2 separate regions of the Homo sapiens genome follow, and region 2 is linked to region 1. A link is an interaction called in ENCODE POLR2A ChIA-PET data of the cell type or tissue named here. Cell type or tissue: MCF 10A. All regions are shown on one strand. Each heading gives the region's core, and the rest is flanking DNA. Links, peaks and the distances in the headings are about the cores only. Region 1 has its middle 130 kb from the start of NRBF2. Region 2 has its middle 68 kb from the start of NRBF2.

Evidence for each region. Peaks named below come from ENCODE experiments on the same cell type or tissue, not always from the same donor. Only the 100,000 strongest peaks of a DNase experiment are listed, where the experiment ranks them.
Region 2: POLR2A ChIA-PET joins it to region 1 with 8 read pairs; 3 of 35 experiments call an interaction of 5 or more read pairs at or near these places.

Annotation. Positions count from the first base shown.
Region 1 is chr10:63,002,330-63,007,718 of GRCh38, reverse strand. No RefSeq gene overlaps it. Among named protein-coding and RNA genes, the nearest start is that of NRBF2, 130 kb to the left of the region's middle. In MCF 10A, for the core only: no CTCF peak of the experiment used is centred there; a DNase peak (open chromatin) is centred at 2,238.
Region 2 is chr10:63,062,567-63,067,955 of GRCh38, reverse strand. No RefSeq gene overlaps it. Among named protein-coding and RNA genes, the nearest start is that of NRBF2, 68 kb to the left of the region's middle. In MCF 10A, for the core only: no CTCF peak of the experiment used is centred there; a DNase peak (open chromatin) is centred at 3,075.

The sequences.
Region 1 (5,389 bases), core at 174-5,173:
AGAAAGATGTCATTGTTGGAGGGTGAAAAGATGACTGCTAATTCTTCCCCAAACTCCTTTCAGCAATGATGTCCTTTAAGGGGTGAGGGCGATCAGAAGTTTTGGGCCGAAAGGATAATGCATAATAAAGGCAGAGAGTGACACGAAATGAAACCCTTGTTGCCTGTCTACCTATAGTTAACCTTGTCTTCTCACCTGTGCTGCATGGAGACGCTCCCAGAAAGCACTTTCTCAGGAACTGATTGTTTGCTTTTGTGTATGCTAGACTGCCCTAAATTGGAAGTATTTTCAAAACTATTTTCTGGAGGGGTGGGAGGAAAGCTACAGCCGATGCCTTGCATGACAGCGCTACCTCTTAGCTACAAATTACTCATTTCAAACCCTGCGTTAGGCGGATGCCGCTTTGCCAATGGGGTTCTCAGGTTCTTACTCTCCTCTATGTATATGCCCTTTATGTCTGTCATGTTGGGTTTTGTTTTGTGACTATGTAAATCGGAGCCAAGGGAGTTTCTTTTTTCTCCATGGTTGGAACCACGGTGAGGCTTTCTCCACAATCCAGCACTTTATACACTTCTGCACTGTGTGGGCAGAAAGCAAGGCGGAGGGAGCTCTTGAATGCGATTTTCACCTGGTTTAAACAAGAGCTTTGATTTTTTTCCTGTTCTTAATCATTTGGGGGCTTGAAGTGAAAGCAGGATTCATAGAGTTTTTTTTTTTTTTTTTTTTTTTAAACTCTGTTTTGGGCTATAGCATGCTTGGATTTTAACACATTATTGATAAAAGGATCCCACAGACTTCTGGAATATGGTAGAATGCTGATTTTATTTATTTATTATTTAGTTAGTTAGTTAGTTTAGGGAGGTTTTCTGTCCTTTTCTGATGCATCTCTGTATGTGGCTAATTACAAAGGCCAACTAGATATTTTCTTCGCCAAACTAGAGCTGGCTGGAAAAAACTTCTCTCACATATTCATTTAGCTAACATTTACTGAGCCTCTACTATGTGCTTGTGCTTAGATCCGGGGATCCAAAGACAGATGAAACAAGGTCCTTGCCCTCAAGCGGCTGAAGGTCAAGACGAGGAAGACATGAGAAAGTGAACATTAGCTAGGAGGTGACCCACGAGCTACATTTTGAAGGGCAGGTAGCTTTAGCTAGGTGAAGAAGGTGGGGATAAGGTTTTTGTTTTTTTTTAATAGATTTTATTTTTTAGAGCAATTTTAGGTTTACAGCAAAAATTGAGCATAAGATAGAGAGAATTCCCATACACGCTCTGACCCCACCAAGGTGTAGACTCCCCCATTAAGTACAATTGTTACAACTGAGGAACCTACAATGACACATCTTTATCACCCAGAGTCTGTAGTTTACATTAGGATTCACTCCTGGTGGTGTACATTCTGTGGGTTTGGACAAATGTATAATGACATGTATCCCCCATTATAGTATCCTACAGAGTAGTTTCACTGTGCTAAAAATCCTCTGTGCTCTGCCTACTCATCCCTTCCTCCTCCCTCAGCCCTTGAAACCACTGTCTTTTGACTGTCTCTACAGGTTTGTCTTTTCCAGAATGTCGTATAGTTGGGACTATACAGTATATAACCTTTTCAGATTGACTTCTTTTGCTTAGTGATATGCATCTAAGGTTACTTCATGTTTTTTCATGGCTTGATAGCTCATTTCTCTTCAGCACTAAATAATATCCCACTGTCTGGATGTACCACAGTTTATTAACCATTCACCTGCTGAAGGCCATCTTAGATTCTTCCAACTTTTGGCAGGGCTAGGTATTTTAAGCAGATATGCTAGGACTTGTGAAGAGGATGAGAACAAGGTCCTTTTGGAAACTTGTACTTGGTATACAGAGTAGAGGGAAGTTTTATGCACAGTAACAGAGAAGGCTCATCCATCATCCAGGGGATCAATCCCAAACCATGTTGTGGGTCCTGTCACTTTTCCACCATTATAATGTGTCATCTTGTAGAGCTTGCTTAGAAACAGATATAGGAAAATCTTATTTCATATAATTCACAAGCTTATTTGGTTAATTTTTAACCTTACTTAAAAACAAAAATCTTCCTTTAGGATGATTTTAAGTTATGGGTTATGTTACAAAAATTAAGTGAAGGGAAATAGTAACTGGTGGGTTTGAGTAGTTTGGCCTACTTATGACTCAAAGAATTGTTTCGTTTTGGTTTTTGGTGAGAGCTCCATTGCATATTTTGGACAGAAGCCCAACTTTGGAGGTTGTTGTTGTTGGTGGTGGTGGTAGTAATCTATCCAATTTAGCTGAATGCTGGTGAGCCACCCTCCATTTCGAAATAAACTAAATAATAAGTGAGTCACTCTGAGAACATAGTCTACAGCCTCATTAACAGGAAAACAATTACTGTTCCCGTTCAATACTTTATGAACTAAGTGGAGTTTACATGACAGATGTAGTTATGCCTTTAGCATGCTTGTGATCAATCTGATCAATATTTCACTTAAATAATCTACAGGCACCTTAGTTTTTTTTCCTTGACAGACTTTATCTCTTAATTTAACAAACATTGTTTGATCTTGTGATAGTCTCTCTTAAACACACTTGAGTTATTCATGAGCTCTTTCAGTAACTGTGTCCCTAAGAAAGTCAGTTGTTTACAGCTTGGCGAAGTAGTATTTTATTTCCATTTGCAAAGGCACTTTGAAAAGTATAAGGTGTGATGTAAATGCCGACTATTATTATTCTATAATTTTTTGCTCCTTCTCCCCTTTTTTTCCAGGACAATGAAATAATTCAATATGGGGATCTCTGTTTTATACTGTTGAACTATTAAGAAATCATCTCATGAACATAGAGATGTTCATATGATTTGACTCAATAATCCCATACCTAAGGATAGTTACTAAATAAATAAATCCACAGAAATAAGTCTCTTTGCCGTTCACTGCTTGGTCGTAATGGTGCTATTTACAATAACGGGAGACTCAACTCAACTTGTAAGCTAACAAAGTAGAAATTCCAAACATTTAACATGATGGAAATGCTTTAATAACCAAATGCAGGAGAAAATACTATGTTGGCATGGTTTTGACGGTTGGCACAGAAAGTTGGAAAGAAGCTTATGATAGATTGTATGAAAGAGCAGAATATGAATTGAGCCATGTACACAATCATATAGAATGGATAAGCCTATGGGAAAAATTACGACATTAGAATATGGGAGAAGGGAATTGGAAGACGGAATTTATTGTACTATTCTTTACTGAAATGTTTCTTAATATTGATGTAATATCTTGTCAATGATTTTAAAATTAAAGCCTTGTAGGTCCTTAATCTAAAGAGTGCCCACAAAATTTCATACTTGTGGCAACCTTTAAAAGAAACTATTTGCTATGGGGTGACCAAAGGCATCATCACATTCAGAGCATATTTATTAGACATCATTCGTTTGTGGAGGAGGATTATTAATACTTGCCCTCTAGTGGCTTAAAGTTGTAAACAAACAATTTTGGCTTAGTTTTTGGTTGCTATTGCTAATGGCCCTGTTTGTGAGGATAAAACTGATATGGTTTGGATCTGTGTCCCCGCCAAATTGCATGTCGAATTGTAGTCCCCAGTGTTGGAGGTAGGGCCTAGTGGGAGGTGATTGGATCATGGAGGTGGATTTCTCATGAATGACTTAGCACCACCCTTTGGTACTGTTTTCAGTAGTGAGTGAGTTCTCAGGAGATCTCGTCATTTAAAAGTGTGTGGCACCTCCCACTCCTTTCTTTTGCTGCTCCAGCCCTATCTGTTCCCTCCTGGCCTTCCACCATGATTGTAATTTTCCCGAGGCTTTCCCAGAAGGTAAACAGATGCCAACATCATGCTTTCTGTACAGCCTGCAGAACTGTGAGCCAATTAAACCTTGTCTCTTTATAAACTACGCAGTCTCAGGTGTTTCTTTTCTTTTTTTTTTTTTTTTGAGACTGAGTCTTGCTCTGTAGCCCAGGCTGGAGTGCAGTGGTGTGATCTCGGCTCACTGCAACCTTCGCCTCCCAGGTTCAAGCGATTGTCCTGCCTCAGCCTCCCGAGTAGCTGGGGTTACAGGCGCCTGCCACCACACACGGCTGATTTTTGTATTTTTAGTAGAGACAGGGTTTCACCATGTTGGTCAGGCTGGTCTCAAACTCCTGACCTCAGGTGATTCACCAGCCTCGGCCTCTCAAAGTTCTGGGATTACAGGCGTGAGCCACCACGCCCAGCCTAGGTACTTCTTTATAGCAATGTGAGAACAGACTAATATAAAACCTTGCTGTAAAATGAAAACTCACATGGGTATGTCCAAAAAGCACCATATGGTCAGTGTCTCCTATCCTAAACCTGCCCGTTGTAGCTTTTTTGCCCACATTTCTGAGGGCAGAGCAGCATAGACATTGGGAACCTGGCCTCTGCAATGAAAAGAACTGGCTACGTGAACTGAGGTTCTGCCGCACACCCACCTGCTTGGTGACCTTGGGCACATTCTATCACTTTGCTTTCCTCATTTACTAAAAGGGGTAATAATAATGCTACCATGCTACATGGCATGTAAAGTGCTATTATCATTACTACTTTTCCACCACTGATTCTAAGGCTCTAGTGCTGATCTTGGTGCTGGGGATGAGCAGAGAAATATAAGATGTATAGGCTTTTAATGGGATTTTCAACTGCTTAAAGAGATAAGATCTATTTCCATGCAATGATTGTGAAAATACATAGTAAATGCTAAAGGAGTAATAAAATTATATATTATTGCTTCTAAGGTAGTATTTTTCACATTTTATGTCTGTATTATTGGGATGCATCTAATAAGTGATAATGATTTACTATTTGGCAGCCTAATTGGCAGCATCTTTTCATTTTTAGTGGTATATAAAATAATGTTACATCTTAAACTGATTCAGTGCAATGTGGTAGTTAGTACATATGTTAGTACATATGTTACATTTAAAAAATATTTATCAAGGACCAGGTAAAGGATAAAATGAGTTATAAGCATTATCAAAAATAATCCTCAGAGTAAGTTCTGTGAATTTGGGAAATGGGAAAACCATGGGAGAAATTATCAATGAATTTTAAGGCAGTGAGGTTATAAAGGATTCCTAAGGTCTGACTTGAACTAAGCTGCACAATAAGGAGAGCCAATTTGGATAAGCTGAAAGAAGAGGGGTAGGGATGCCGGGAATATTTGCTGTCAGTGAGTTGTGCTCGGGTTATTCATTCCTTAGTAGAATCTCTCCCATCCTTACTGAATTTTTTTTAAAGGGAAGACTTGGGACAGCTTTTCTTTAGTCTGATATCTTCTCTCATCTATTTTGCTTTTTTTTTTTGAGACAGAGTCTTACTCTGGAGCGCAGTGGTGAGATCTCAGCTCACCTTCACC
Region 2 (5,389 bases), core at 321-5,320, 60 kb before region 1:
ATGATTTACTTAATGTTTTCTGAATTTAGTAATATTTGATTAAAATTTAATGCGAACATATCATATCATGCCATATATATTATTGCATCCATTAATCAGGTAACTATAGTAATGAAATGCCGGAAGGTTGGCTGAAAAAGGAGCCAGTCTTGATATATGTTTGACATAATTCTGTGAGTGATTAACCAAAAAAAAAAAGTCAGTCATTCAAAGGTTCATTAATATATATTACTTTTACAATCATCTATGTGTCATCAGATATTTTTAACCTTTGTTAAGCTTGATTTTTAATTTACTGAAAGACACTAAATATTAATAACCATGAAAAATATACATTATTCTGTTGAATCACAAGTTGACAGAATGATTCATAGTTTATTCTAATCTTTTTTGTATAATGATGTGTATTAAAACATTATCTAAGTTATTTAATCAGTTTGTCATGTGGGAAATAGCATATATTTAACATATGGCTGTGAAAGATACTAATTTAAATACCACATCATATTTCTATTATTTTCAACTTCCATGTCATTGGCCATAGCAGGTAATCAGTGTGATGGTGCACAATTTACGTCTGACACAGGCTGATTTTTGTATGCAAATGTTCTTTTTTTCCTATTAAAACACTGAATTAGTCATACCTTGTTTCTTTTAATATTGTCATTTTAATCAGCTAACTAATGAGGGACAACTGGTATTAAACACTTATCTGCCGTGTTCATCAAAATAGTTAAGAAGAGGCACATTTGGAGAAATAATTGAAAATAATAAAAAGTTGAGTCAACTGCAAGGCAGTTTAATTTTGACTTGATAGAGGAATGTTGATTATTTCACCACAATTATCCTCCTAGTTGTTCCCTCTTTTAGCTTCAGTTGAATTGTGCTTCATTCACTCATTCATTCATTAAATTTTTCATTGAACCCTTCTCATGACAGGCATTGTGCTAGGTTCTGGGATAGAGAAATGAAATGACATGGCTCCTGGTTTCTCTTAGCTTACAATCTAGTGATGATCAGACGCTTACACAAATGCAAGCAGAGATGAGCTCCAACATGGAGTCTGGGCAAAGCACAGTGAGGCACAGAGAGGAGTGTCAAAGTCAGCCTGAGAGTGACTGGAAAGACTCCGCAGGGGCTGACGCTGACTTGAATGGAGACTCGAAGTGTGAATAACAGTTTCCCAGACAGACAACTATGGAGGTGGGAGTATTGGTGACAGGTGAGGATGGTATTCTAGAAAGAACCAACAGCATATGCAAAGGCTCAGAGGCTTATAAAGCAAGTTCCGGAAGAAGAGAAATTCACTCCTATCTCTATCTAGTGGATATGTACTAAAAAGTGTGGTGTGATAGAGATGTCAAGATTGCCTCAGGGTGCTGCATGCTGAACTATGACTTCACTCCAAGCCCAAGGGTAAGGCTGTTGATGTTTGACCTGCCATGGAGAGGAGTGGTTTTCTAACTGGAGGCTTATAGGAGAAGACAAGGATGGGGAGAACGGGTCGGGGTGATGCACAGGTGGCTCCTACTGTAACAAATGCCTGAACCATGCCTTGGAGAATTATATCTTCTTGTCAAACACTCCCCAGAACTAACCAAAAATAATTAGCTTCAATTTTTCCCATAAATTTTCAAACATAATATTGTAGACTGAATCAGGAAGCCTAGGTATACCGTACTTTGAAGCTATATTCATATTAGTGGGGAAAGCATCATAAGAAAGTAGACATTAAGAAGGGATTTGAAGAAAACGGGCAATTGGACTCAGGGTGTTGGAAATGGAATAATTTCTATGATAAGATTGTTGCAGGATTTGAAGGTAATGAAGTTAGGACAAAAGGAAAGTGATACCCGGAAGGAAAGATCAAACCTGCCTGTCATATGTATCCGAAATGCTTGACCCTGTTCTTGGGTGTGGGAAGTTGCTCCCAGTTGGAAATAAATGCTGTTTATGGATGGATGAGTCCAGTCCATGGTGAGGTCAAACATCATTTTCAGTGACTTGTTGCAACATTCATGATTAATGTTGATTTATTACTTGATCATTGTGTTATGTAAATAGGCGGCATCTTTTTTGTGTGTGTCTTGGTGTGATGCTGGTTTAATTGAGTTTGGGGATGGGGGGAGGAGGTGGGAGGTTCCAGGGTTAATACTGTTAGCATCTTCCTCAGTAGCAAACTCTTCTCATGATGGATGAAACAGTAGCAATAATCAGAGTAGCCAAACTGTTAATGGAATTCCATATGGGAAGGAGGGGTTTTATTATTATGGCAATTATATGACAGTAACAGAGAAGGATCTATAAACTAAAGAAAGTTAGTTATAAATGTTACCATGAATCAAAGATGGCAAAAAAGCATGCTAATTCGCTGACTGCTTAGCCAAACTCAAATTTTATTATTTTACTGAACAGTAAGCTCATTTTGTTAAACGCACACACACATAAGCACACACAAAGACGCACACACAGATTATTCAAATTAGAAGCAAATTTATACATTTTCTAGAATGACAGAAATTTATGCAAAATAAAAATGGGAAACTCCACATATAATTTCTATAATGAAAATGGAATTGTTTTATAACCATAAACTTTAATTAAATCCTAATTGAACCAGTATTTTATTTAAGTAGCTGGTTCATTATCTAGAAGCTTCTACTGGGGATTTAAGACTCAAAGTAGAAACAACTTTCATATCCCCAAAGAAAACACTCAAAGATTTACTCTACACTCAAAACTATAAGTGATGAAGAAAAGAATACCTGGAGATTCTGTGATTCTGAATAGATACCTGAGTTTCTAATGACCAAGGAATCTTTACCACCAATCTCCTTTTCTCCTGCGGAGTTACTGATACAAAAGAGAGTGGGAGGTGGGTGGGAGCACAAAGCCTCTTCAATTGTTATCAGATAGCTGTTCACAGAAAGGTCTTCCCAGAGTTTGCTGTGTAGAAAGCACAGCCCACACATCATCATTATTCATTCTTCCAGCTTAAGAGGCTTGTTTTTCGCAGATGTGCCCTTCCTGTTTGGCATTTGTAACTGTGGACTGTTGTTCAGTTGAAGAAAATGCGTCATCTAAATATGAACTGAGATTTTGAGCTGATTCATGAACACCTTTTGTTAAGTAAAACATAAAAAGGAGTATGGTTGCCAAAAATGAGGTACGCATCCCAGCAGAATTTTACTACAGTACATCCCACTAGGCATAAAACAAGAATACAACTGGTGTAATCACGGGAGACTTCCTCTTGGAGAAAGTGAAATACGAGTGACAAGGAACTTCCTAGAGAGGAGAAACAGACGATGTGCTTTAGCTTCCATTTTGCTTGTGTACACTCTATATTTATCTTGAAGCTTTTCCTATAGAGACTGTGGCATTATTTTTGGAAGCAACTCCCAGATTCATTCCTTAAAGCAAATTAACCTTACTCCTAGGCTTCGATTCAGGCATTTGTTTTAGGGAATGTTGTATCTACTCAAGCAATAGAGGGAAGGGAGCCACTGTCTTAGTCAAAATGACAAAAGGGAATGTTGTCATCACAGGGGATGCATTCATTCAGTTAACATTTATTGAGCACCTACTGTTAGCTTGGCAGTGTGTGCAATACATGCATGTTTGTGGAAATGATCTCTGGCCACCTCCATAACAGTTTAAGCTTCCTATGTCAGATGGTTAAAATAAATATGACCCAAGCAAATTTCGTCTGGGGATTCAGAGTCCAGGATTTTATTGTCACTAGTAGAAATTATGGAGATGGTAACAACACCTCAAGGAACATTTGCTTCAAAGCTGGTCTATTAGCTATCATGAGACAAAGTGGGATCACTCTGAAAAAGAACACATACATTTTCTCTCTTATGTCTTTTACTGCTTCCACAGTGAATCATCATCATCTAAGTTCACATTTGCATTTCACCAACTGGGAGGAAACAAACACTGTTGCCTTATTTTCTAACCAATGTTTTACAGAAAGGATTTAATTTTAGCCAAATTTTGGGTCTGATTTCTGGTTCTGCCTCTTTTCAACTCCATGACCTTGGATGAGTCACTCCTTTGAACCTGATTTTCCTCAAAGAAAAGACAACAAGCCCCTCCCCAAAAAACTAGAGGTTAATGTACAAGGAATGAGATAATGATTGCAAAAGCACTTTTAAAACTGTAGGCTACTTCAAAGTCAATTAAGCCAAAGGCAGGGAACAACTTTTTTCGATTAGCTACAATTTATTTAATTGAATTGAACCACTTAATCTTTTCTTTCTTAATTAGCATCTAGCTGGATGTTAAATTCCTAGATCAAATTAATGATTGGTTAATGTCCCAAATTCCATTCAGGATGTAGTTGTTACCTCTGTTAAAAATGCAAGTATACCTGAGCTGGCTGTTAGTCATTTACACCTTAGCATAACTGAAAAAAGATAAGAGGTTTATTTTAAAAAGAGAAGAAGAAATGTGTGAGGACTGCCTGGCTGAAGAAGATTGAACACCCCTAACAGGAGACGGAGGAGTTGGAAAAGATGTGTACACTCTCTTAAACTGTAATCCTGAAATTCCCAAAGCACTGAAAGTCAAAAGATACTTTTGTAACTCATTTGGTGACAAAACCTGACTTTACCGGAACTAATTTGGCCGCAATACCTGTCCCAAATGGATGCGAGGCTATTTAGATTCCTTATTTTCCCCACTCAGTGTGGCTGCCTATTCACAGGCTTTGCTGCAGAATATTAGTGCCTTCGATTATGATTTTAGGCTGTTTTTATTTTTTCCCAGGCTCTGCTGGGAATGTTATGTAGTGCAAAGTACAAAGTCTGAAAAACTTCACATTCAGGAAAACACCTGGCCCCAGTGATTTTGTTGAACCCATACAGATGCTTTGCACTGCCCCGATTACTTCCATATTATTTTTGTCTTACGCAGACAAGCCCTTTTAAAAGCTTGCCTATGACCAAGAGAAACAAGCCAGACTGCACATAAAATTAATACACTGTGTAGATCTAAAGAACACAGGATTATGTCCAGATGTGGTGGCTCACGCCTGTAATCCCAGCACTTTGGGAGGCTGAGGCAGATGGATCACCTGAGGTCAGGAGTTCAAGACCAGCCTGGCCAACATGGCAAAACCCCACCTCTACCAAGAATACAAAAATTAGTTGGGTGTGGTGGCGCACGCCTGTAATCCCAGCTACTCAGGAGGCTGAGGCAGGAGAATCCCTTGAACCTGGGAGGTGGAGGTCCCAGTGAGTCAAGATCACACCCTGCACTCCAGCCTGGGCAACTGAGCAAGGCTCTGTCTCAACAACAACAACAACAAAAAAGAACACAGGATTAGCTTCAGAATTGCCCCCATTTTTCCTTCTTGCATCTGTGTATTTCTTTTTGCCTTTTC